Linked DNA regions of Mus musculus: region 1 is linked to region 2. Evidence: chromatin loops called from intact Hi-C (ENCODE). Cell type or tissue: heart. All regions are shown on one strand. Links, peaks and the distances in the headings refer to the core of each region. The heading gives the core; the rest is flanking DNA. Region 1 has its middle 30 kb from the start of Gm30193. Region 2 holds the start of 4933440J02Rik (RIKEN cDNA 4933440J02 gene).

Region 1 (12,652 bases), core at 1,502-9,501, 49 kb after region 2:
TCAGGCACAGAGCCCTTTTGACAGTCTGCGTAGCCACACCTTTGGCAAGCAGTCCCCCCAAGTGTGGGTATTTCCAGCCTGTTGCGAGTTCACTGCCAGACCCTGAAGCAATCTGAGAGCTGGACTCTGCCAAGTGAGAAAGAAGACACTAAATAGGCCTGACCATTTTTTTTTTTACCTCGGTTGGATAATAGAATGTGATTTCACTCTTTTTACTTAGCCCAGGATTTGTTTATTATTTGATTCCTGAGACATTCTTTTATTTTACGGTAGCCACCCCTTGCAATTGTACTTACAGGTTTCTCTATAGCGTTGCCTTAATACTTTATACAGGGTGTTGCCTGGGGTAATAACACCACCTATTTAAAATAAATAGAGAGCATGTGGATTTGGAAAATACAGTCAGAAACAAGAATTTAGTGTGGGGCTCAATTCAGTCCCTAACTCTACATTCCTGAATATCTTAAAAGAACAAAATACTAAAGTATGATTACTTTTCTATTGTTTTTAACCTCAAACATCCAATTTAGTAAGCCTCAACCCATGGCTTATTACAGAGTCTCAACATACACTGCTGTATTGCCATTAGAACTATGATAGAAATACAGGTGTCAGATTCCAGGATGGAATAGGACACAATGAAGGATGGCCATTCACTGACGCGGTTAGGAACACAGACCAGTCAGGAATTATAGTTTGTAATAAAAAGGACGAGGCTAGTTCTGCTGGTAACCAGGCACTGGCATTAGATAAACCCTCAGCTAAAGCATTCCTTCCACTGAGATGGATCCTGGCGGTTGCTTCTGATTCTAATGGAGGACCTAATGATACTCTAGATCTTCAGAAGAAAAAAAAAAAAACAAAAACAACCTCATTGCTCACAGAGAGTCAAAAAACAAATCCACAATCTTCTCCAATCTTCTCCCAGGGACGTGGATACAAAACTAGCACCTCAAAAAGCTAAGTCAAGAACGAGTGCTTCCAGTGTTGATACAGCTCTAAGAACAAAGGAGAGAGCAGTCTCTATTCTTTGGTTGGGCTCCATCGCTTCGTAAAATCCACGGTATTTCCTTACTGTTGAGTTTTATATATATATAACCTTTATCATTATTATTTCTATGGATGACCAACACAGGCAACCTTTCAATTACAATCATATAATTGTGTCTGCAAAGCTCGTGGAAAAGAAAAATGAAGGGCTGGTAATATGGCTCAGCAGGTAAAGATGCTTGCCACCAAGCCTGATGACCTGAGTTCAATCCCTGGAACCCACATGGGAGAGGGAGAGAGCTGACTCCCCAGAGAGGTCCTCTGACTTCCAAATGTTCTCTAAGGCATATATGTATGTGTTACACAGGGGAGGAGGGGGAGGGAATAAATAAATAAATAAATGTAACTTAAAGAAGAAAGAAAGAAACTTCGTAAATGAAATAAATTGCACTGTTGGTCTGTATTGTTACCTATTGTCAGGGTCTAAGACACTGGCTGACAATGAGAGCTTTAAGAAATGTTTACTAGGCCCGGCATGGTGGCTCACGCCTTTAATCCCAGCACTCAGGAGGCAGAGGCAGGCAGATTTCTGAGTTCGAGGCCAGCCTGGTCTACAAAGTGAGTTCCAGGACAGCCAGGGCTATACAGAGAAACCCTGTCTCGAAAAACAAAAACAAAAACAAAAACAAAAGAAAGAAAGAAAGAAATGTTTACTAAATGAATAGCCCCAGAAATTCTTTTCTTAAGAAGGCAGGCTGAAGGAGTATTTCATAGGAAGACAACAATAACATAGTTACTTCCTCACTTCAGAGAAGCTAAGTGGTCCAGCCTGGAACGAGAGGGAGACAGAGAATTGTCCTTGCCTCTGTGGATTCAGAGCCCCTGAGGTTGCGTGGCAGGGCGCCTCCCGGCCGTTTCTCCCTGGCTTCCTTGTCTGGAAATGCCCTTCATCACTGCGCTGCCACTCTCACTTGATGAATGAAAACTGCTGGCCCAGGATCCTGGCCCTTGTGACAGTCTCTGAGTCTCATCCAGGTTCCACATTTAGTGTGACGCAGATGTTCCTCTCCTAAACTTCAGGACACAGATTGGGACAATTCATAATCACCTCTGAAAATATCTTCTACGTGCTCCACAAATACCACCTCCAGACACGCTCCAAAATTAAATCCCCGACTCATTTGTTTTCTGAACACCTGCTCCTCCGCCAAGCAACTGCTACACAGAGCCTCCCCACCAACTCTCCTCTCCTGAAGAAACGCTGGCCACAGGGACCACGTGTGAGGGTGGGGTGGGAGGTGAAAGGGGACATGGACCCAATTGCCCTATAGGCAAGGCCAACACAGCCTTATGTGACACATTTGGACAAGGTCTGAGGTAGACAGGTGTTTTACCAACTTGAACTCCACAGTGAACCCCATTACATCGCGGCGGTTGTTACCACGGTGATCTCCCTTCAAATTGCCTTCCTTCTTTTCTAATTAGATTTTCTTACATTCTGCTCAAAATGCAGGAATACAGACTGTGGGTGCCAGGTCGGAGGCAGCCAGACCTGTCAGGAAACACAGAAACTGGTCTGTGATCAAACAGGAACTTCAAAGACTGATGGTCCACCTCCTACCCCCCTGTAGAAGAGGAGGGAAAGGGAACGGCCATACCCTGAGGCCCTTTACCCTAAAGATTCCCAAGTCAAAGCCAGTGTTTTAAGTACAAAAATATGTGGGTCCTAGGGCCCATTTCTACCAACAAACACGAGAGCATATTTCCTATCTAACAGCAGTAAGAACTCAGAAAGGAAGAAAGAAAGAAAGAAAGAAAGAAAGAAAGAAAGAAAGAAAGAAAGAAAGAAAGAAAGGAAGGAAGGAAGGAAGGAAGGAAGGAAGGAAGGAAGGAAGGAAGGAAGGAAGGAAGGAAGGAAAGAAGGGAGAGAGAGAAAAGAGAGGGAGAGGGAGAGAGACAGAGAGAGAGAATTAATACGGTGGCTATGAAGCAAGTCCAGGGTCCTCAGCCAAATAAACACAGAGGGGACTTGCCTAAGAAGAACTTAGCTGGGGGGGAGGGGGGGGCAGGGCATGCACACCTTTAATCCCAGGACTTGGGAGCCAAAAGTAGGCAGATCCCTGAGTTCCAGGCCAGTCTGGTCTACAGAATAAGTTTCCAGGACAGTCAGGGCTACATAAAGAAACCTTGTCTCAAACAAAAAACAAAAACAAACAAACAAACAAACAAACAAAAAAACAAAACCTGAAAACATACAAACAAACAAAGAACTTAGCTTTTGAGCTCAACCTTTGAATTCCTGGTGTCTAGTGTGGTGAGCCTTTGATAGTTTCTGAAGCTTTCTAGTGACAGTGGCCTTTCTTACACAGTAGGAACAGTAAGCCACCATCCCGAGTATCGTTGGTATCTATAAAATACTGTTAGCTGTCTGCCCCTGAGCGAAGCTGTGTTAGCCGGTGACAAAAAAATAAAGGAAACTGTGGAAGTAAAAGAAGCTAAGAATAAGACTTTATGTCCCATCCCACTTACCCTCTTTCCCTAGTTCAGCAGAGAATATTCCAGATCAAGGAAGATCTAAAAGCCCCCCCCCCAAAAACTACACAGAAATAGCAAGTGAGAAGTTGAGGGTGGGGAGGGGAACCCTGGAACTAGAAAAAGGCTCCTGTCACGAGTGGGTTCTGTAGATTTTGACATTGCTGGGCTGTTTCCCACTAAAGTTAGAGAAAAGAGCCTAGAATAAGGAGGGGCTCAGTCTTCCCTGCGGGAGCTATGTAACTCTACTTGCAGCCTAGAAACTGCAGCACGTAGGAGGACCACTGTAAGTGTCATGCAGTGTCATGCTTGGACCACTGCAGCGTCAGGCTTGGGCCACTGCAGTGCCATGCTTGGACCACTGCAGTGTCAGGCTTGGACCACTGCATTGTCATGCTTGGACCACTGCAGTGTCATGTTTGGACCACTGCATTGTCATGCTTGGGCCACTGCAGTGTCAGGCTTGGACCACTGCAGTGTCAGGCTTGGACCACTGCAGTGTCAGGTTTGGACCACTTCAGTGTCATGCTTGGACCACTGCAGTGTCAGGCTTGGACCACTGCATTGGCATGCTTGGACCACTGCAGTGTCAGGCTTGGACCACTGCAGTGTCAGGCTTGGACCACTGCAGTGTCAGGTTTGGACCACTGCATTGGCATGCTTGGACCACTGCAAGTGTCTTGCTTACTTCACCTCCACAGTGTTATCATTCTAAATGTATGTTTTAGCAGAAGTGCTCTTAGTTCACGACTGGAGACATGGGTTAGCAGTTCTGTGCAATTCTGAGAAGAAGAAAGACTACTACACACACACAGAGCTAGCCCCGTGTCCCCTGTGGTCATTACTTAACACAAATGAATTACACGGTGCCATGTGCAGAAGATAAAGGTGATACTGCCCTGAAAGTAATTAACCAGCACACAGACATAATCACAAAAGCAAGGGAGTGGCTACCACAGATAGGGGTACCCCAAGGAGTGGCAAGGGCGTTGTCTGGAAGGCAAACAAAGGAGGGGCTTCTGGGCTGGACCTGTTTCATTTCTTGATGGAGGGTGTTTGGTTGATAATTATTTCTTATACTGTGCACTTAGTTTTCTGTTTGTATATAAAGGCAAAAACAAAACAGTGACCTCCCTTCATTGAGGAAACAACACCTTGATAGGGACCTCAGTGTGAAGTACAATTGTCATCTTCCTTAGCTGATGTCTGCTGTCGCCATATGCTGTCCTTCTGGAAGGCGGATTTTTTTTTTCTTGAGGATCCATGACTACACTTCTCTGAATAGTTTAGTCTAAATGACATGAGAGCATATTTTTATTTTGTGTGTGTATATGTATATGTGTTCATGTTCATGTGTCTCCATATGTGCACATGTGTCAAAGCCAAGTCATCTTCATGAGTCATTCCTCACACGCATTCCACCATATTGTTGCTGTTTTCTAGCATTTATTTTATTTTTTTTATGTTTTGTTTTGTTTTTTGTTTTTGAGACAGGCTTCTCTGTATAATCCTGACTGTCCTGGAACTTGATCTATAGGCCATGCTAGCCTTGGATTCAGAGATCCATCTGCCTCTGCCTCTGTCCCCTATCCCAATTGCTGGGATTAAAAGCATACACCACCAATGCCCGGTGATTTTTAGTTATGTGGGCGTGTATCTCTGTGTGGGTATGTTCATATGTAGGTAGGTACCTAGAGAGACCAGGCTAGGGTGTCAGATAATCTCTAACTGAAGTTACAGTCAATTATGAGCCATCCCAGGTCAGTGCTCGGAACTGAACTTACATCATCTGCAAGAGAAGTACTTACTCAGAACCACTCAGCTGTCTCTCCAGCCCCATCCTGTTTTATGAGACCAAGTTTTTCATTGGCCTGTAGTTTACAGATTAGAGTAGGCTGGTTGGCCAGCAACCCCAGGGAATCTCTCTTTCTCTATCTCTTGGCACTGAGATTACAAGTATCAGCCAGGCAGCACATCTAGCCTTTTGTTTGTTTGTTTTTGTTTTTAGAGACAGGGTTTCTCTGTATAGTCCTGGCTGTCCTGGAACTCACGTTGGAGATCAGGCTGGCCTTGAACTCGGAGATCCAGCTCTCTGCCTCCCGAGAGCTGGGATCAAAGGCGTGCATCTCCACCATCACCCAAACCACATCTGGCTTTTTCATGTAGGTTCTGGGGATTTGAACCCAAGCCATCATACTTATGCAACATGCACTTAACCCACTGAGCTATTCCTCTAGCCCCTGGAAAATGTATTAATATAAGAGCACATTTGAGGTCTATTTTAAGTGTCTGCCAATTCTGGAGTCAGAATTCAAGGAGACCACAAAAGATGATAATGTTATCCAAGCAAACAGGACAAAGAAAGAGGGCACAGATGGGCTTATAACACCACAGGAGGAAAATACAAAAATTGTAAGGGCTCTTAAGAACTCTGTTCTTCTAACGGAGAGGGGGCATAGCAGCGCCTTGGGGTTCATGTAAAGGAGCCCCCACCCCAGTCCCATACTTGGCATCCGAGTGACTCATCCAGAAAGCTATCCACTGCGTGCAGCAAAGAGGAAATGAATCATAGGAGTTTCTGACCTTTGCCCTTGTCATTCTTCATGGCAGTGGGGGCTGGGAGGGGGAACCACCCACAGACCGGCTCACAGTGCTGGAGAAGAGGCAGGTCAAACAAGGCACACACAGAAATGATGCAAATGCATTGGCTGGGAGAGCTGGAGACTCGGGTCAGGAGAGACAAGCTCAGCAAATACAGACAGTCATTCTATGATACAGAGAGCAGAGCCTATGCGTTGGCACGGATGGCAGTTAGCAGTGCCCAGTGGTGTCTTGTGCAGTCATGTGAACTTCTCACACTCCTAGCCGGGGTGGGAATGGGGGCAGCACAGAGGAGAACCATGACCTTTGAATTCCCATCTTACATCTGGCATTTAGAGAATTTGCTTGGCTTGCTTAGAGGAAGTCCACTGAGCTCCCGCCAGTGTGCAAGTGGGAAGGCATCTGTGATTCAGAGATTCAAAAGATGGAATCCCAGAGCCTTGCCTCGGGAAAGGCAGTGAGCTTCCAGTACCAGGCTGGCGCATCAATGGCATCTCAAGAGGAATCGAACACGTGTAGGGGTGGTTGAAGTTTGAAATAAAAGCAGAATGGGGTCCTTCCCCGATGCTAATAGGAAAGCAAAATACAGTTCTCTCAAAGAACATAGACAGAGCCAAGAGTAAAAGGGCAGTGAAGGCCACAAGGCAGAGCTTTAAATTGCCATCTAACTGTGTGCTTCTCGATGCCTGCATTTGAATCTATTTGAGCTCAGTGTGTGGAGGTGAGAGTGTGCAACTTCTCTGCTCACACTTCAGCTTAGAAAATGGTTAGCTACGTGTCTGAAAAGTACTTCCTCGGGCCAAGGTAGGTTTTTAATGTAATCTCTCTCCTCATCTGGGTCTACAGATGGTAGCTCAGCTTGCTAGACTCATTATGAAAAGAAGACACGGTCCCTCAAAGCAGCACACTTCACTAGGAAAAAATACTCCTCATAATTACAGAAGTGGGAGTCGGGGGTGTTCATGAAACCTGCAGCTCGGTTCACGGCCTTCTGTGCTTGGTGCAGAGGCACTGTATAGTGGATGATGCTCTGACCATTTCTCAAAAAGGAAGCCTGGGATTGATCCTCGATGCATCCCTCTCTCCCATCCGAACTGCCCACTAAATACTTCCACATTCCTTCTCCTTGCTCCCCCCAACAGCAGTTGGCTTGCTTAAGTGACAAAGAGGAGACAGTTTGTTCCAGTCAGGCAGGCAGCGTCTATTGCTTCTTCGCCTTCAGCATTTATCACTGGTAATGGAAGTTCCTCAGGCTCCTGTCATGGTACAGAGTTGCAGCAACCAGGGAGCCTCAGGGGCTCCTAACTTCTCAGAGACTCGACTCAGGCAGACCCAAGACCCATGACTGTAATGCAGAAAAGAATCCAGGCCGGGTGGTGGTGGCGCACGCGTTTAATCCCAGCACTCAGGAGGCAGAGGCAGGTAGATTTCTGAGTTCGAGGCCAACCTGGTCTACAAAGTGAGTTCCAGGACAGCCAGAGCTACACAGAGAAACCCTGTCTCGAACCCCCCCCCCCAAAAAAAAATTAACAAAAAAACTTAATATGGACATCAAATACTAGGTCTAGAATGTTTTCAGCCTCTGAGACTTACTGCCAAATAAGCTCACACTTTCAAGGTTTTTTGTTGTTGTTGTTTTTTGTTTTTTCTGAACTCTGGCTAGCTGACCAACTCCTCTGTTCTGGCTCAAACTCCTCTCCAAACTGACTGATTCAAATTCTCTTAGCTTCTAACTTAATTGCTCATACTAACTTTGGCAATCTATTCTAATCTTTTGACTCCTTCTCACTCTCTGGCTCATTCTGTCTTCACCTGTGATTAGCTGTTCTCTCTTCAACCTATCTCTGTAGAACTTTCCAGGTAAAACTCTCCTCCCTTTCTCTGTCCTGCTTTCTCTTAAGTCACCTCTCTTCACTGTTTTTGTGAGAGTTGGGCATAGCCTATCTGTCAAATCTTTCTCTGATTCGTCACTTTGTCTGCCACTCAATTAGACAAATCACTTTCAAACATGGGTGCTTCCTTCTACAAACAACTTTACCTTCATTGTTTGGGATTAAAGGTGTGTGCTGTATTCCAGGTATGCTGTAAGGGTATGTCTGTATTCCAGCCATGCTGTGAGGGTGTGTCTGTATTCCAGGTATGCTGTAAGGGTATGTCTGTATTCCAGCCATGCTGTAAGGGTGTGTCTGTATTCCAGGTATGCTGTAAGGGTATGTCTGTATTCCAGCCAGAGTAGCCATGTAGCTGGGTTAAAATCCCTCTACACTACAGTGTTTCTCTAATAAGCACAAAGCCCTGAGCTCCATCCTCAACACTGCATAAACTGGGCATGGTGGCACACACCTGCAACACGTACTCGGGAGGTAGAGGCAGGAGGATTAGAAGTTCAAGGTCACCTTCTGCTACATATTGAGTTCGGGACAACTGGGATACATGAGACCCTGGCTCAAAAAAAAAAAAATGTTTCTAAGTAACTATTACCTATTTATTTCTTCTCAGACACCAGGTTTCCTGCTAAGTTGTTGTTGTTTTTTTTTAATAGGCATCAGTTCTTCTAATCTCACAGTAATCATATTAGAGAAATAATATTTTGATATTGCTCCTAATAGATGAACAATCATGAGTTAGCTTATATAACTTGCCACGAATCAGGCTAATTAGTGAAGAAACCAGAATTGAAGCCAGGGCTATTCACCTTCAAATTCCAAGCTTTTAACTACACACTGTGGGCCCCAGGGACTGGGTGCAGATCTGGCAGCCATGGGCTTGTATATTTGTTGTCACATCAATTCCTGTCCCTCTTCCTTGTGTCTGAGTACATAATAATCGTAGTAGACTGCAGATGGGAAAAATACAGAAGTCTTGTTCCCATGTGTCATCTCTACATCTTTTTATTTCTTTCCCTTGTATAAGAAAGAAGGGAAGCTACAGCAACAAACATTCTAGCAGCTTCTAGCCTATTTCCTTGCTCCCCGATATGGGAAATGTGACCTTTGAGAACAGATTGACTTTTCAAGCTTGACCAGTAAAAGCTCCAACCGAAACACCTCATCAAGCACACATTGAGAGGGGCCAATTGAATTCTGGGCCTCACTTACAATTCATCTTCTGACCTTCTGTTGTGAACTGTAGTCAAGACGATCATCCCATCTTCCGCCAGAATTTTAACAAACAATCCTCACAGTGGCCCCTTAAAGGCATTAGGGTTGTGACAATCACCCTAGCATTCCCAAGCATAAGCGCATGCTCCGCATCAGCGCATGCTCCTTAGAGCATGACGCTGTGCGGAACCTTTGGCGTTTCGGGATGCCTTGTATTCACATCTGAGCAGCTAAGGCTGGGCACTGCACATCTTTGCAAGGAGATTTACCCATATCACACATCAGAAAAGGGCCAATCACTGAGACATCAGGAAATAAAGAGTAGAGCTGGCCCTTCACCAGGCACTCAGGGGTGGGGGGTGGGGTGGGGAACATGCTAAAGAAATCCATAGTGATAGGCATAAAGAAGAGGCTACTGTCTGACCCAGAATTATGACAGAACCTGCACCAAGTGACTTGAACCCTATAGGCCTCTTACAACATCCGATTGCTGGATCACGTGATCTCATTCCAAACCAACACCAATGGGAAAGTCCTGAAGAACATTTGGTAATCTCGACCAAAACACTAATGGTGTCTCACTCCACCGGAGGTCACAGACAACACAGACAGGCGCCACAACTTGTCCCAACTAGGATTCATTATTAGGAATGTATACAATCGCTTCCTGCATGAAATCAAAAACCCACCAAGAGCGAACAGCAACCCATTCTGAGCTTTGGCAATAAGAGTCAGGCTAAAATGCAGAACAAATTTCATCATAGAACAAATCGTAAGAAATGAAGTGGGTGGAGCAATAAGGGAAGTAGCTCAGCAAGAGATGACCAAGGAGCGGAACAGCCCACATGGAACCTACAGAGGAACGGGAGGCAAGAACACAGAAGCCGACAGGAAATGAATTCAAGAAGGAAACTGTGGGAGAATTCGAAAGTGCCTTGAGGAGAAGCCAGGCTGCAGTGGGCGGCACAGATGCTAACATCCTGCCAGCTGAACTCCTGAGTGGAAGAACTAAGAGTCTGTTCAAACCCTGAGGAAAGGCTCAGCTCCTGGGCCTGGCAGGCTATGCTGAGCAGCCTCAGGCAGGATAGGCTTCACTGACATCACAGTCCCAAGCCAATGGCGGCCATTGTGCACGGTAACACAAGGATAAGTATTTATTTCAGTCCTCTGTGGGAGGGCTGCATTTTCTTCTGAGGTCATCTGGAGCAAATGTAGCTCCCACAGGGGCCTCGTTTTATGAGGCCCAGCTTAACCTGGCCACACCATGCTAGACTAACAAAGGGGAATTGGAGAGGTGGCAACAGAGTGACTCAGCCAGCCTTAACCCTTGAGAGCCTGGAGAGAAATATCCAGCTCAGCTCTTCTACACATTGAGGGCTCTGGGGGACCTGTCTGCCTTCAAAGAAGAGATCAACAATTGCAGACAACTGCCTGTCATTGTCGCCTAGAATAGCCCCAGTCCTCGGTCCTTTTTATCCAGTGCTGGATAAAAAACCTTACTTTCTCTAGTCTTAACTGCCATTCCTCAACCTTTCTACCATCTCCTTTTCTGCTCTGATACAATGATGCAATTCTTGGTTTTTCTACTTGGGAAACACACACACACAAACATAAATCCCAACTTAATGTTTCCAGTTAGCTATTAAATGCCTCTGACTTGTGTCAAATGTAACAACCTATGCCTCCTCCCTTACTCTCCCACCACTACCAAATAAAAAGCAATGCCCCACTCCCCCACTTCATTGAACGGCAATTCCACCTTCTCCAAACTCAACTCTGTTTAATGGCACACACCCAGCCCTCCAGAAAATGCCTTGGGTGTCCATTTAGACCATACCTTGACCATCATATCTTAGCCCCCCACCATCCATCTCTCTTGTAAATGAATGGTTGCAATAACCTCCCACCTGATCTTCCTGCTTCCGTGCCTGTCGTCCTTCATACAAAACAGCAGACTTACCGGTGCTTCCAAACTTCAAAACACTTTCAGCTCAAACTCTCCAGGAATGTCAGCTGGAGAAAAAAAAAAAAATGAAAGGTCCTTTTTTAAGTTTTATATGTCTGTGCATGTGCCCCAGCATACATGTAGAGGTCATGAGGTAACCTGCCAGAATTAGCTCTTTCTTTCTATCACATGGGTTGTAAGGATCGAACCCAGGTCATTGGACTTGGTGGGAAGCATCTTTATTTAACCATTGAGTGGTCCCACTGGTCCTCACGTTCTTACAGTGGCCTAAAACCCCCTCCACATTCACTCCACCCCTGTAGACCTCTCCTGCCTCATCTCTTTCCACCTCCTGCGTCCTACCTCTGGTTCAGCCACTCTCCTCCCTTCAATCCCCTAACTCCCATGATTATATCTAACTTTGCCGAATTTAGGAGATAGGAATACAAGACAACTTTGCAATTTTCTAGGATAAGTGTGTTATATTACAGGACGCTTACATGAACAATTCTGTATTGTTTATGTGAAGTTCATCTTTGACTGGGCATTCTTTATTTTATCTGGCAAGCCCCAGCTTTCCCCCACCTCTGGCTCTTTTGCACTGGGTCTTTTCCCGCTGCATCAATACAGTTATGTGGCCTGTTCTCTCATCCACTTCCAAACCATCTGCTCAAACATCACTTTCTTGGTGAAAAACTAAAATCAGATCCTCCCCACCCTGCCCCCAAGCATGTTTTTCTCAACATAAATTACATATGCCTTCTGGAGTTGGCCAGGGAGCGGAATTAAACTCTGCAAGGACAGGATCGGGTTTCTGCCCAGCTGCTTTGCATGGTCCTATAAACCCAGCACCTAGAAGATTAAGGGTTCCTAGGAAATCACCATGAATGTTTATTGAATGAATGAATGAATGAATGAATGAGCAAGCCTCCTAGAGCTTTTGGTTAAATCTCTGATAACAAATAGCCCTGATTCAATGACATTAATCTGCATTCTCCAACCACCTTGCAATGGTTTCGCAGCAGAGTAGCCCCAGGGAAACCATCACTTTTGGTTACTGACAATAAAAACTGTCTCATTTGAAACTAATTTTAAATATTTTAAACCCCAAACGCCATAAGAGGCATAAAATTAACTTCCTTTAGTGCCTTGCTATATAAAAATACTTTGACTGCATGAATCCTTGGGAAGGCCTTGCATTTTATAGAATCCAATCCAAGGGGAAACAACTAAGTTCACAAGGAAAAGTGTGAGTCCCATGATGATAATTACATCTGTGAAGACAATAACGCCCAACTACTCTAAATAATTAAGCAAAACCCATAAAATATCCACCTTGCTCAAAATGTTCTCTTTAGCATCCTGCTGAGACGGCTGACATTGTGATAACCTGTGAAATCGATCTGTAGAGGGTGATATCATGACGTCATATGCGTACGCGGCTGTCTATTGGGTGTTCGTGGTTTTAAGAGACAAATTCCCG
Region 2 (12,652 bases), core at 2,864-10,863:
CCAAAGCTGCCTCTGGCTGGGGCTTACAAAGACCTGGTGCAGGGCCAGCTGGCTGCAGGAGGCATGGTTCTGTATCATTCATCACTCAGAAAGTGCTCCGCAGCTGGAGGAAAGGCACATCAGCCACAGCCAGTGGAGCCCAAGCTGGCCTCCTTCCTCTTCCCTCTTCTCTCCTTCCTTAAGAGAAAAACCCCAGCACTGCTTGAGCCCTAAAAGTGTCAGAAAGCCAGGAGATGTAGCCTCTTGCTTTAAGTGTCCTCCAGTACAAATCTACTTAACACCATTTTAACTTAGGTCCTGGGGACTCAGTGGTTAAAGTCATCGAGTCCATGATGCTACTTTTTACTGGCAACTATTTTGTTTCCGTGGTTCTTTGGGTCAATTCCCAGTGGTACAGACAGGAACCTTCTGGTAGCTTCCCTCTCCATCCAGTTCCCTTTTCCCAACTGCTCTCTTCCCACCTCCCACCTTCTCAGTCTCTCCAGGGATCAGTCACAGAGCAGCCTGGGGGAGGGAGGGACAGGGGAGGAGTCCTCACTATCATCACAACCTTGAAAACTGGTCTTGTCACCCAGTTGTGTGACAAGCAGAAAAAGAAAGGAAGACAGAGAAGAGGGGCATGACTTCAATTCACAGAAAAAGCAGAATGCCCACGTGTGCTGAGTTGGTCAGTGACATGGGCTTGGGAGGGTAGAGAGCCGTGGCCATTCAGGAGCCCAGCAACTGGCATTTACAACGATGCCCCCTGCAAATCCAGGATCTTGCCCACAAGAATTTCATAGATTTTTCTTTTGAAAGGCCATGCTTCCTGGCAAGCTGGGTCAACGGTTAAACTGAAAGAGAAATATTTCTATTATTTGGCAAGAGCCACTCCCCCTCCTAAGCTATTAGTTCATTTGCCAGGCAAGAGAGAGAGAGAGACAGGAAAAAAAAAGTCAATTCTAGGGTGATCATCACACAGAGTAAGACACACACAGAGTAAGAAAATATCAAAGGCCATTTCCAGAAAGGATTAGAACAAATACTTCCTCTGAAGTCCCTGGTGATCCCTGGAGAGGGGAGGGGTGGGAAGGACCCTCACAGTGCAGGTGTGTTGGCTCTGCTCCAAGACTCCAGATGACAACTGTGGCTTGCCCTTGGATTCACAGAACTTGCCTTACCACTCCCAACTGGAATTTCACAGAGATGGCTTGAAACCCAGCGCCCCCCATTCCCAAAGCCAGTGACCTAGAAAAGCCACCAAGCTCTGTCAACCCTCTGTACTTTGTACTTCAGCTCCTGTGACCAATAACGCAGCGCACCACAAGCCAGGCCCCCCTGGAGTACATTTTCCCCTTTATCTCCCTCATTGAGATGTCGTCAGTGACCATTTGCTTGCTTATCAGAGCTTCCTGAGAACTCAGGCTACACCTGTCTGATTCCTTTTTCTTTTCTTTCTTTTTTTTTTTTTTTTTTTTTTAACGTTAAAACTGAAAACGATACCTCCTCTGAAGGCTACCCTGGCTACCCCATTAAGGGAACAACTGGAGTAGTTCTTGCCCCATGAGAACTCCTTCTTCCATAGCAAGACTTACAGAGATTGTCTCCATATCCATATTGTTCGCCTCTTCTGTAAACTGCTGCTCAGGGTTTAGAGCCTTCCAAGGCCCCCAGCACAGACTCTGGGTCTTTGTCCATTGCTTCTTAGGAACTCTGGCCCAACACAAACATTGCCGTGTTAGCATCTGAGAGGCCCAAACTGTTGCCTGCTTTCTCCCTTTTGCACTCACTCTTGACCGTTTTGGTGGTTTACAAACCTGATCTATACACCGATCTAACTCAGATCCACTGGAGCGCCTGTCTTGGAGAGATCAGGTCCTGCTGGGAAGGTTTGCTGAGCTCAGAAATGGTCCCTGGTGAAGGAACATTTTCCTTAACTCTTAATGATCAGAATCTGGCCTGAGCTCTGGGGATCAAGTGTAAACCGTTCCATACATCACTTCCTCATTCATTATCCATTGTACCTTGTTCTTCCCCTTTCCCCATACCGGGTTCTCCTCACTTGGATCTGATGAGCACGTTACTGCAGTTGTAGTTTGCAACTACAACTTTTCCTTCTGCTCCTTCAGTGGCCACGAGAAATAGCAAGCCCCATCTCATTCTCCCCAGGCCTCACTTTTCCTGTCAACTCCAAGGTTACACAGAGGACACATCTCCCTAGCCAGTCCCCACTGGGCAGCCGGCTCAGCTAGGGTATGTAGGCCACTGGCACCCCAGCAAGGATGTAGTCCATCCCTTGAAGCATAGGGAAGCAGAGCTGTGGGGATTCTGCTGCAGACGCTTCACCCTGAAATAGCTAGCTCAGCCTCGGTTGCCTTTCTTGTCACCCACAGCAGGGCCCGTCTTGGATGAGTCCCTGTTTAGATGCCAATAGCTTTTCCTGGAACACATAAAGTTTCAGGAAGGGGTGTCTCGTAGGCAGCTGCATCAGAGTCCCACAGAGCTGGGTGACAAGGCATGAAAGCTGTATCATTGAAGAGATCCAACCCCTTCCAAGTCACCTTCCACCTCCTAAATATTCCAGCTCCGCCCCTAAGACCACGTGGTGCTTGTGGGGGCAGCAGACAGGAGACCCTGTGGCTGACTGGTCTCTCAGGTAAGGGTCTAATGGACCTGCCTTTACTAATTCAATGTTAACAGCCCTGACAGGGAACAAGCTGTGCGTCATGATGGCCGATCATGATGTCACAGCCCCCTTGCCCCCAAGAGAGGTTGCTGGAGCAGAGAGGGCAGCTAAAAGCCCCATGGCCTCCTTTGAGCACCTGAGGACATTATCTGGAGAATCAGGCTTGTCTAGCCTTCCATGGAAGTTCTTACTCAAAACTATAGTACAAAACACACTTGCCCCTCAACAGCTGTCTCAAAGTGTCATTTTGGCAAGAGCGTTATTTTGAGATGATAACAACATAGAATCAAAAGTATGTAGGGTGGGGGAAGGGAAAATATTTGGGACAAGGTCTTAGTATCCTCCTCATCTCCCTGGAAATCTTATTGAAGGTAATGATGAACCCAGATGTGTGTGTGTCCATGTGTGTACATGTGTGTACGTGTGTGTGTGTGTGTGTGTGTGTGTATGTGCACGTGTGTGAATGTACATGTGCATGTGTGTTTGTGTATGTGGACATGTGTGTGTGTAAGTGTGTGTGAGTGTCTGTGTGCGTGTATGCACATATGTGTGTGGGGGTGGGGGGTATGTGAGTGTGTGTGTAAGTAGACCTCAATGAACATTCTTGTTCACTGGTCCCCACTCACATTTTCTCTTTTCCCAAATGTATTCTTCCTTTGACCTCAAACCCTCTTCCTTCCTTCCTTTATAACAGACAATAAACTCCTACTGCTTCTCCTAGTTCACTTCGCTATGAACTACCATACACATTAATGTTAGTGAGTCACATGCCGTTTCCCCCATTAACCGGTCTTCTGTTAGCTTAATTCACAGGCCCCTTTCACCTGAACTTAAAACAATAACACTTTCCTTCCCAAACAACTCACTGGGCCTCCAGATTTTTTTTCCTAATGTTATTTTATATTTCCAACATCCCAAATTGTATATATTCTTTTTTAAGGTAATTCTTTAGGGACAAAAAAAAATCCTAAAATACTTTTTGCTGAGGTATAATTAGCTAACAGTTTATCATACCATATATCCCACAGCCCGATGAAATACATTATAAATTGAATGAAAACAAAAGACAAAGAAAAGGAAGGACATGACTGCTCCCAGGTGTGGCCGAGGAGGAATTTTATTTTATGAGGGAAAGCATAGCCAGGGGCATCTGGAAGATTCCAGACTGAACAGGACTGGCCAACTGAACAGGGCCATGTGAGGAATACAGGAGTACAGGGAGAGGCAGGTGGGAACCAGGAGCAGAGGCCCAGAGGGCAAGAGGCCCAAAAAGGGTCAAAGGGACCTTGGAGCCAAAAAGTCTTGGTTATAGAGGAAAGAGCAGCCTCAGGAAGGACACCCTAGCCCAGTCCCTGAGCTGGGCATGCTTAGGGTAGGGGTGGAGTATTCCAGGTACTGGAGATAGTAAGAGACTGGCCGACAGTGTCTGCTCTGATATGTTAATAGGCACCCCAGTTAGCCATTTGCCCCAGGTCTGAGACCTAACATAAATGTAATAAAGTTTTGTTAGGAAAAAAAAAAAAAAACTATAGTATAATTACCACTATAAAGGAAGAGAAAAAAAAACTTTAGAAAATTCGCTCTGCCTATAGGAGGAACAACAATGAACTAACCAGTAACACCCCCCCCCCCCCAAGCTCATGTCTCTAGCTGCATATGTAGCAGAAGATGGCCTAGTCGGCCATCACTGGGAGGAGAGGTCCTTGGTCTTGCGAAGATTATATGCCCCAGTACAGGGGAATGCCAGGGCCAGGAAGCAGGAGTGGGTGGGTTGGGGGGGGGGGGTAATAGGGAACTTTTGGGATAGCAATTGAAAGGTAAATGAAGAAAATATCTAATAAAAAAATCAAAGAAAGAAAGAAAGAAAGAAAGAAAGAAAGGAAGGAAGGAAGGAAGGAAGGAAGGAAGGAAGGAAGGAAGATAGATTGCTCTGGAAAAAAGCTAAGCTAGTTTTAGACAAAATGGGAATGTGAGTGAACAGTGAACAAGCAGGAGATAGGGGCTTCCCTGACATCTCAAATCATACCTGAAGACAGCCACTTCCAGGCCTTAAGTCTGGAGTGTGAACAACGTTTAGACCAAATTAAGTAAGCAAAATAATAAGCAGACATGCAATTAATTCTCAATTATGCTCAGCAACTGGGGGAAGGCGGGAGTGGTGGTGGGAGGGAGGGGGTCAGGAAAAGCTTAGCTGCTCAAATGCTCCATGAAGTCAGATTCCAGAGCTTCAGGGAGGATGCGGGCAGCTGACAGAGAGTCTCTCCTTTTATCAAGTGAGGGCATTATCCTGTCAAATCATGCCTGTGGACTCTCTCGGGGACCGGCTTGCTTATCTCCTGGCCCTGCCTGGTCCTGAGCAGCTGGGGTTAATGATTAAATGGAAAGATGACAGGAAATGAAGAGGCTGAGACATTCCATCAGATTAACAGCTGAGACCTGGGAGGCAGCCCCGCTCCCTCACACCAGCTTCTGCATCTGGGGAAAACCAGAAAAAAGAGCCCATCCACCTCATTAGACCGCCTCCTTTTTCCTTTCCCACTCACTATCTCTGTCAGCAACACTCAGAGTCCAAAGGTCTTGAGATATCTCTGAGACGCCAGGGAGAGAAGACAGGAAACCGGGCACCCTCTCTCTGAGGTCCAGCCTGAGATAAATTCCTCCCACTGTGACCTGTCAGCTTCGGTTCCCTCTTAGGTCTTAACAGAGGAGCCGTGAGGACCGATCCTATAGTCAAAGGGGGTCTCAAATAAATGTTCAGAGATGTCCTGAGGCTTGCTCGAGGTGGAGATCGACAGTAAGCTGCGACCTTCCTTCCTGCACGTCTTTGTCCTTGACACATCAAATATCAAACTGGGAGGAGGGGAAGGGAAGAGACAGGGAGAAAACCAAGAAAGGTCAGTTGCCAAATGGGACATCCATGTAGCCTCCTCAACCACTGGCTGACTCAGGGTTAAGCGGTCTACTTCTCGAAGAGAATAAAGTTAAAGCCAGCTTTACCTGTTGACCTGAAGACAGATCCTTGCGTTATCGTGGAAATTTCCACTATAATTTCAGATTCCACACAAATAATATTCCCGGCAAAATCAGCTTCCAATGGGCGGGTATCCTAAGTGTCTTAGGAGTTTTCATTTTGCTTTCCTTTGAGCTCTTAAAGAGGGGTCTAGAAATCATTAATTTCCCTGCCTTTTCATCTTAGACTACCTAGCGGCTCAGATCGGAGCTCTGCGCGCCTAAAATCAGGAAGGGACAATGGCACTTTGCCATTTTGGCACTAGCCTCGTGTCCCAGGCAGCAGCCTAGCCAGGCACCTTCTACCCCCCACCCCAACCCCCGGCTGTGAGCAGCAGCCAAGCCTATGTTTCCTATGACACAACCCCTCTCCGCAGACTCTAGGAGCTCCAGAGGGACCCCATTTAGATAACCAGGCTCCAGATAAGCTTGCCGGGTAATTATCCAGCTTGTGCCCTGTATCACGCCAGCTGAGTGGCTGTGAAGGGAACAGGGGACAAGGCCAGCAATCCCACATGATGCCTGAAATTGTACTCCGTGTAGAGGCAAGAAATCCTTCCCTCTGATCCGTTAAGGTTCCGTAACGAGTCTCGGGAAGGAACTAATAACATACCCATCAGCAGGAGACGCGCCTATTTACTACCCGACTGGCCATCACACATTCACTATCGGGTAACAGTCTGGTGAGAGTTAGAGGCAATGAAGATACAGTTTTAGAGATTAAGTAAGTTATTTTCAGAGTAGATAAATGACCAACCACCACCACCACCACCACCACCCCAAAAAAAATGAGGCTGGGACAAACTTTATCTGGCCTTTGGCTGTAACGTTAGCTCTAATCTCCTTCCGGTTACGTGCTTCCATCACTTCCGGTAGGCGGGGTGTCTGAGGAAAGATTCAAACTAAGTTTTGTGGATAACTGGGAATTGTAAAAAGAAGCGGAAATCAGAGGAAGCCTTGCAGTGTGTGAGCTGTACCCCAGGTGATCCCACTGATATCAGGACATCTCTGTACATTTTTCCGGTACCACATCTCTCAGGGGTATCACAGACTCCGTCCATCTATGCAACCCAATTCTAAGGACATCCTGGGTCTGTAAAATTCCCTTCTATCTCCATCAACAATTTTAGAACGTCCTCACACCTTTCTGATACACTCCTAAAGGATTTTCAAAATGATCTGTTGACAGCTTCAAAAAGCAACGGAGTGAAAGATAGTTCGTGGAAGTGGAGGGAGAGTCTATTGTGTAAGTTGTCACCTCAGTATTATTACATCCAGGGCAAACATTTGTTTAGAATTCTAATTTCTATTCCAGTACAATCGCCTCTATGGAAATGGAGACTAATCTAAAGAATAACTAAGTCAGTTACTGCTTTGTAAAGATAGCATATGGTACTTAAATTGAACCAAGAAAGCAGGAGGCACGACACCAAAGGCTTCCCAGCTCTTTGTAGCGTAGTAAGAACTGTATTTCACATCACACCCAAGTAGACACGCACATGAATGTGCAGCTCAAAATTTTGATGAAACCCAATCACTTTTACTATTTTCTATACAAGTGTTCTCTTTATTTATTGAAACTTACTATATTGACTTGATGACCCACTAAGAACTTGAGGATTTAAGGTTGGTTAGTTTCAAAATCCCTTTTTTATATCTATCAAAAAAGGAAATACAAAAACCCACAAACCTAAGGCTGGAAAGGTGGCGTTCAGAGATTAAGAGCACTTGCTGCTCCTGTAGAGAACCTGGATTCAGTTCCCAGCACCCACATGGCTGCTCACAACTGTCTGTAACTCCAGTTCCAGGAGATCCAAAACCCCTATCTGGCCGCCACAGGCACACATACATGCATGCAGGAAAGCACCTAAAATTACATAAAATAAAACTTAGTCTATAACATTCTCTCTAGTATCTAATAATGGCTATCACTAAAGCATAAACACAATGTATCAGAAATGTATAGTACAAGTTTAGCAAAAGAGTTCTTGCCAGGACCTTCCAAAAAAGAAAGGAAAAGGGGGTGGGGGATGCAGGGTGGAAAGGAAGGAGGGGGAAACATGAATGAAGGCAAGAGAAAGTGAAAAGAAGAAAAACATGAGGAAAAGAGGGGATGTTCTAACTCTAGGAACTAACCAGATTCACTTAAACCCAGTAGGTTCTCCCTTGAGCATTACAAAGGACCTTTTGTTTCAGTAAGGTTGGAGCTAGGAGGCTAGGATGGATGAAGTAGGTTAGTGAAGCATTCTAAGGATTAAACGGTGGCTTTGTAAGTTGTAATTACTACCATGTGTGAATTTCATTAAGTAAAAATGTGGCAGGTCAATGGAGCTCTAACATTAGCAACATGTGCACTGTCCCCAAGCAAATTCTGGGTGAGGATTGCATGTGGGACAGGCAGGGAGTGTGTGCACCATCTCTGCATTTCTCACTTAATTTTCCTGTCAACCTTAAACTGATCTAAATAAAATGATTTTAAGGTACACCTTTTTCTACTTGCCTATCAGCACTATGGTGGTTTGAATAAGAATGGCCCCCCACTGTCTCATAGATTTGGATGCTTGGTTGGTCACCAGGGTGTGGCACTATTTGAAAGGATTTGGGGGTGTGGCCTTGTTGGGGTGGGTGTGGTCTTGTAGGAGGAACTATGTCACCAGGGGAGGGGCTTTGAGTCTCAAAAGTCTACGGCAGGCTCAGTAACTCTCTCCTCTCTGCCTCTCTTCTTGCTGCCTGTGGATCTGGCTGTACAACTCTCAGCTAACTTTCCAGCACCATATCTACCTAGGTACCAACATGTTCCAACCCCCTCCATGGGGATATTTTACTAAACCTCTGAAACTGTAAACAAGATCCAATGAAATTATTTCTATAAGAGTTTTTTTTTTTTATAAAGAGTGTTTTTTATTTTAAAAAAAAAAACCAACAGCAACCTTGTTTATAAGAGTTTGTGTGGCCCTGGTATCTCTTCACAGCAACAGAATCGAAGACAAGCACTAAGGGTTCTATAATTTCATAGATAATGTGATGAAAAAACAACTGATGCTTCTTCACCACAAGAAGCAGGCGGACACATCTTTTTCCTTCCTTCCCAGCGCTTCTCTCGTGTTTGTACAGCTTCTGGGATTCAAATCCTTTGTCATCTCCTTGAGATTCCCTTAGGCTCAAGAATACATCTGTGTGTAGCAGCTGTTCGGGCAACTCTTGACTTTTTCCTTCCCAGCTCAATCATCCCATCAAAATGAAACAGAGGGGGAAAAAAACAATATGTCCCAAACTGTTGCTGATAGCCTTCAGATCTGATGGTAACCACAGAGACTCACATCAGAAGGAGAAAGTGAAGCAGAAAGATTGCTCAGTGATTACGAGTGAATACTGATCTGGTGGAGGACCTGAGTTTGGTTCCTAGCACCTACAACATCAGGGGGCTCATAACCTTCTGCATCTCTGATTCCACAAGTACCTGCATTCGCATGCATACACATAATTAAAAGTGAAAATAAATCTTTAAAATGGATGAGAAAATTATGTCAGAATCCATGGCTACATGTATTCTCCTTTCTAGCTTTGTGCTCTCTCTCTCTCTCTCTCTCTCTCACACACACACACACACACACACACACACACACACACACACACAGATCTTCCCTTGAGCAGAAGGTTGGGGTTGGAACCATGTTCTAAGAATCCTTTTAGATCCTTGATAATCCTAACTTCGCCAAGGTTCAAGGGTGAAAACCAGCGGTGTAGGAAAAGCCATGCAATGTTATAAGGTCTTCAAGGCTGCCTTCTCCAATGCCACAGGCTTCCCACCACCTAAGCCACAGGAATGAGAGGCAGATACACGTGTGGTATGCATGTGTGTGTCACCTACTTTCTCTGAGAATTTCTGCCTTGGTGAAGCAGAGAAACTACAGAGAAGTTAAACACACCAAGGGGCGTAGCAGGTGAAGAGTCTCTATGCTAAATAAATGTGAAAACAGAGAACTAGAATGTAGTGTCAATATCTCTGTTACAGTTTTTACTGTACTGGAAGTATCCCCCTAAAGGCCATATGTTAATTTTTCATCTCTGACTTTTTCAAGAAAATTTGGTTTCTATTGAGTTCCACTGTAGTATGTTGGCCTCATGCTACTTGTATTCTAATACAAGTTGTCCCAGAGACCAGAAAGTCCGAATATAGACCCAAGTGACACTATGTGACCTTGCCTGAAAGTTATTTCTGACTGGTGAATAAAGATACTAACAGCCAATAGCTGAACAGAAGAGACATAGGTGGGTTTTAGGGTTCCCTGGCCTCCTGGTATGGGAGTTAGGGGATCAGAGAAGAACTATGAGAAAGAGAAGCAGGAAGAAGAAAAAGCCACCATGGATCAGGAATCAAGAAAACGTGGCCATGAGGGCTGACCAATTGGAGTTAAGAGCAGCCCAGATGATACATGGTAAGTAATAACTCAGGGTTATTGATAGGAAATTATAGATATCGGCCTAGCTTTAGGGTTGATTAAGCTTACTGTAAATATAAAGGTTTTGTGTGTGTGTGTGTGTGTGTGTGTGTGTGTGTGTGTGTGTGTGTGTGTGTGTGTGTGTTATCTGGGAACTAAATGATCTAGACAGGGTAGAATCCCCAGATTGGGATAAAAAATTTCAACAATGTATTGATGTACCACATTAGAGTTTCTACCCCACCTCTGACCATTTAGTTCCTGGATAAAAGACATGCCATGTGTTAATTTCATCATCTCTGACTTTTCAAGAAAATTGGGTTTCTGTTGAGTCCCACTGAGAAAACTAGTTATCTACACAATCTGGCCAATAGCTAGGCATAAGCTCAAATCGTCTCCAGCAGGGTAGAATGCGGGGCAGCGGTTTCTGGTGAGATGGCTCGGTGAAGGAAGGTGCTTGCTGCCAAGCCTGATAACCAGAGTTTGATCCTCAGGACCCACATGATGAAAGAAAACCATTAATCTCCTCAAGCTTTCCTCTGAGCTTTCCACATATGCCATAACACGCACATGCACAATAAATAAAATTAAATGTTAAAAATGGGGTGGAGGGGCAGAGGCAGGAAGCGGAAGAAGAAAGTTCAGTGTCTATGAAATCATCTATGTGTCCATGTCTGCTTGCCCCTAAGAGTGCAACATTTTTAACGCTTAATAGAAACCTGTCTACAGCTTCAAAGTTTTGCCTCAAATGTCTATCTTCACAAAGCTAAAGAGACTTGGGGGAAAGAAGACACTCTTAAACCATTTAACATGTGTAGCCATTTATTTGAAGGTTGGGAAAGGACCAGTTCTGAGCTCGGTGCTAGACGAAGCTACTGATTCGGGTTCAGCCAACCAACATAGACAATGTCATGTTATCTGCCTTGCAGGGCAGTAGAGGCTTTTACAGAAAAGATCTTAACTCCATCTAGGCTTTGATTCTGTGTTTTGGTGGTTGGTCCGAGACAGGGTCTCATATAGCCCAGGCTGGCTTGAAACTCACAGTGATGTAAAGAGTGACCTTGAACTCTTCTGTTCCTCCTACTTCTACCTCTTGAGTGTTGGAGTTATGAATGTGCCCACTGCTCCTGATTCATGCTATGCTAGGGATGGCACCCAGGGTCATCTGCATGCTTGGCAAAGACTCCTCCAACTGAGCTGCTTCCAGGACTTGAGATTATCTCTTTCTAGTTAGCTTTAATTGTCAAGCTGACACAGGCTAAAGTCGTCTGGAAGGAAAGCTTTGTTTGAGGAGTTGCCTAGATCAAATTGGCCTGTGAGTATGTCTGTGGGGGACTGCCTTAATTGTAAGTCGATACAGGATAGCCCAGCCCATTGTGAATGGCACCATCCCTTTGTAGGAGATCCTAGAATGCATAAGAAAGCTAGTTTAAACTTGGCAAAGCGGCCAGACAGCAAGCCAGAAATCAGCATTCCTCTATGGTTTCTCTACCAGAGCCCTACCTTCAAGTTCCTGCCTTGACTTCCCTCAATAACAGGTTGTATCCTGGAAGTGTAAACCAAATAGACTCTTTCCTCTCCAAGCTGCTTTTGATTAGAGTTGTTCTTATTGTTGTTTTTGGTTATTGTTGTGATGGTGATAGTGATTCTGTTTTTTTTTTTTTCCCCACAGCAACATAGAAACAAATGAGAACTTACCTTAACTTTCAGCACGCCCTACAAACTAGAACATCTCTTCATTCTCAACACACGCTACATACTCAGTCTTCTCAGAGCAGCAATCCAGGTGCAGACACTGGAGAAAGGGAGGACATGCTTGTTCTAAGGTATGGTTGAAAAGAAGGTCGTTATTGTAGATATGAGAAAGAGTACAGCCAGAGGCAGATGGAAGAGTCCAGAACAGAGAGAAAGGGGTACACACTGTACACACTGAACATGGCCAGCAGACTGGACTTGAGAGAGAGAGGGAGGGAGAGAGAGAGAAAGAGAGAGAGAGAGAGAGAGAGAGAGAGAGAGAGAGAGAGAGAGAGAGAGAAGACCAAGAGAAGGAGGTAAAAGACAGAGGACCAAGAAAGTTCCTGGCCAGAATGGCAGGGTCATATAGGAATAAGAAGCTGGGGAAGGGAAACCCTAAGCTGGAGAAGTTTTGGGTAGGGGTGGGGTGAGAAGAGCTGAGAGCCACAGCTACTGAGTAAGCCTGGATGCTCGTAGGCACTACAGATATCCACTTTTCCCTCTGACAGAAATAAGGAAATAGCTCCTTTGGTAGAGCCCAACTGGCAGGCCAGAGTCAGGAGTAGAGTCTCCTTTGGACCTGACACTCTGATAGTAGCACAATCAGCTTAGTCATGCTCTGAATAGAGGAAACCAACTGATAACCCACGGGTCACTGCACAGACACAGTGGGGTTGGCTCACACCGTATCTTAATGCAGTGCTATCTTTAAAATCTGACATCTTCTATACAGTATCAAATTAATTATTCCTTTTGCCACTTGATTAGATTGAGCATGGCCCCTCTAAACTTGCTTCAGACT

What was found. Hi-C counts contacts between places; a loop is a spot of excess contacts. Peaks named below come from ENCODE experiments on the same cell type or tissue, not always from the same donor. Only the 100,000 strongest peaks of a DNase experiment are listed, where the experiment ranks them.
Region 1: it touches region 2 in a loop (4-fold over the local background); 4 of 42 quality-filtered maps call a loop at or near these places.

Annotation. Positions count from the first base shown.
Region 1 is chr10:111,537,619-111,550,270 of GRCm38, reverse strand. No RefSeq gene overlaps it. Among named protein-coding and RNA genes, the nearest start is that of Gm30193, 30 kb to the left of the region's middle. In heart, for the core only: no CTCF peak of the experiment used is centred there; DNase peaks (open chromatin) are centred at 2,160 and 6,130; H3K27ac peaks cover 2,543 bases.
Region 2 is chr10:111,588,217-111,600,868 of GRCm38, reverse strand. It overlaps Gm30262 (a long non-coding RNA gene), which reads right to left. Exons shown (of 5, transcript XR_380793.4): 2 at 11,815-11,911. 4933440J02Rik (RIKEN cDNA 4933440J02 gene) reads left to right here and starts at 6,596. Exons shown (of 4, transcript NR_045344.1): 1 at 6,596-6,765; 2 at 6,864-6,920; 3 at 11,789-11,942. In heart, for the core only: no CTCF peak of the experiment used is centred there; a DNase peak (open chromatin) is centred at 6,068; H3K4me3 peaks cover 1,943 bases; H3K27ac peaks cover 2,927 bases.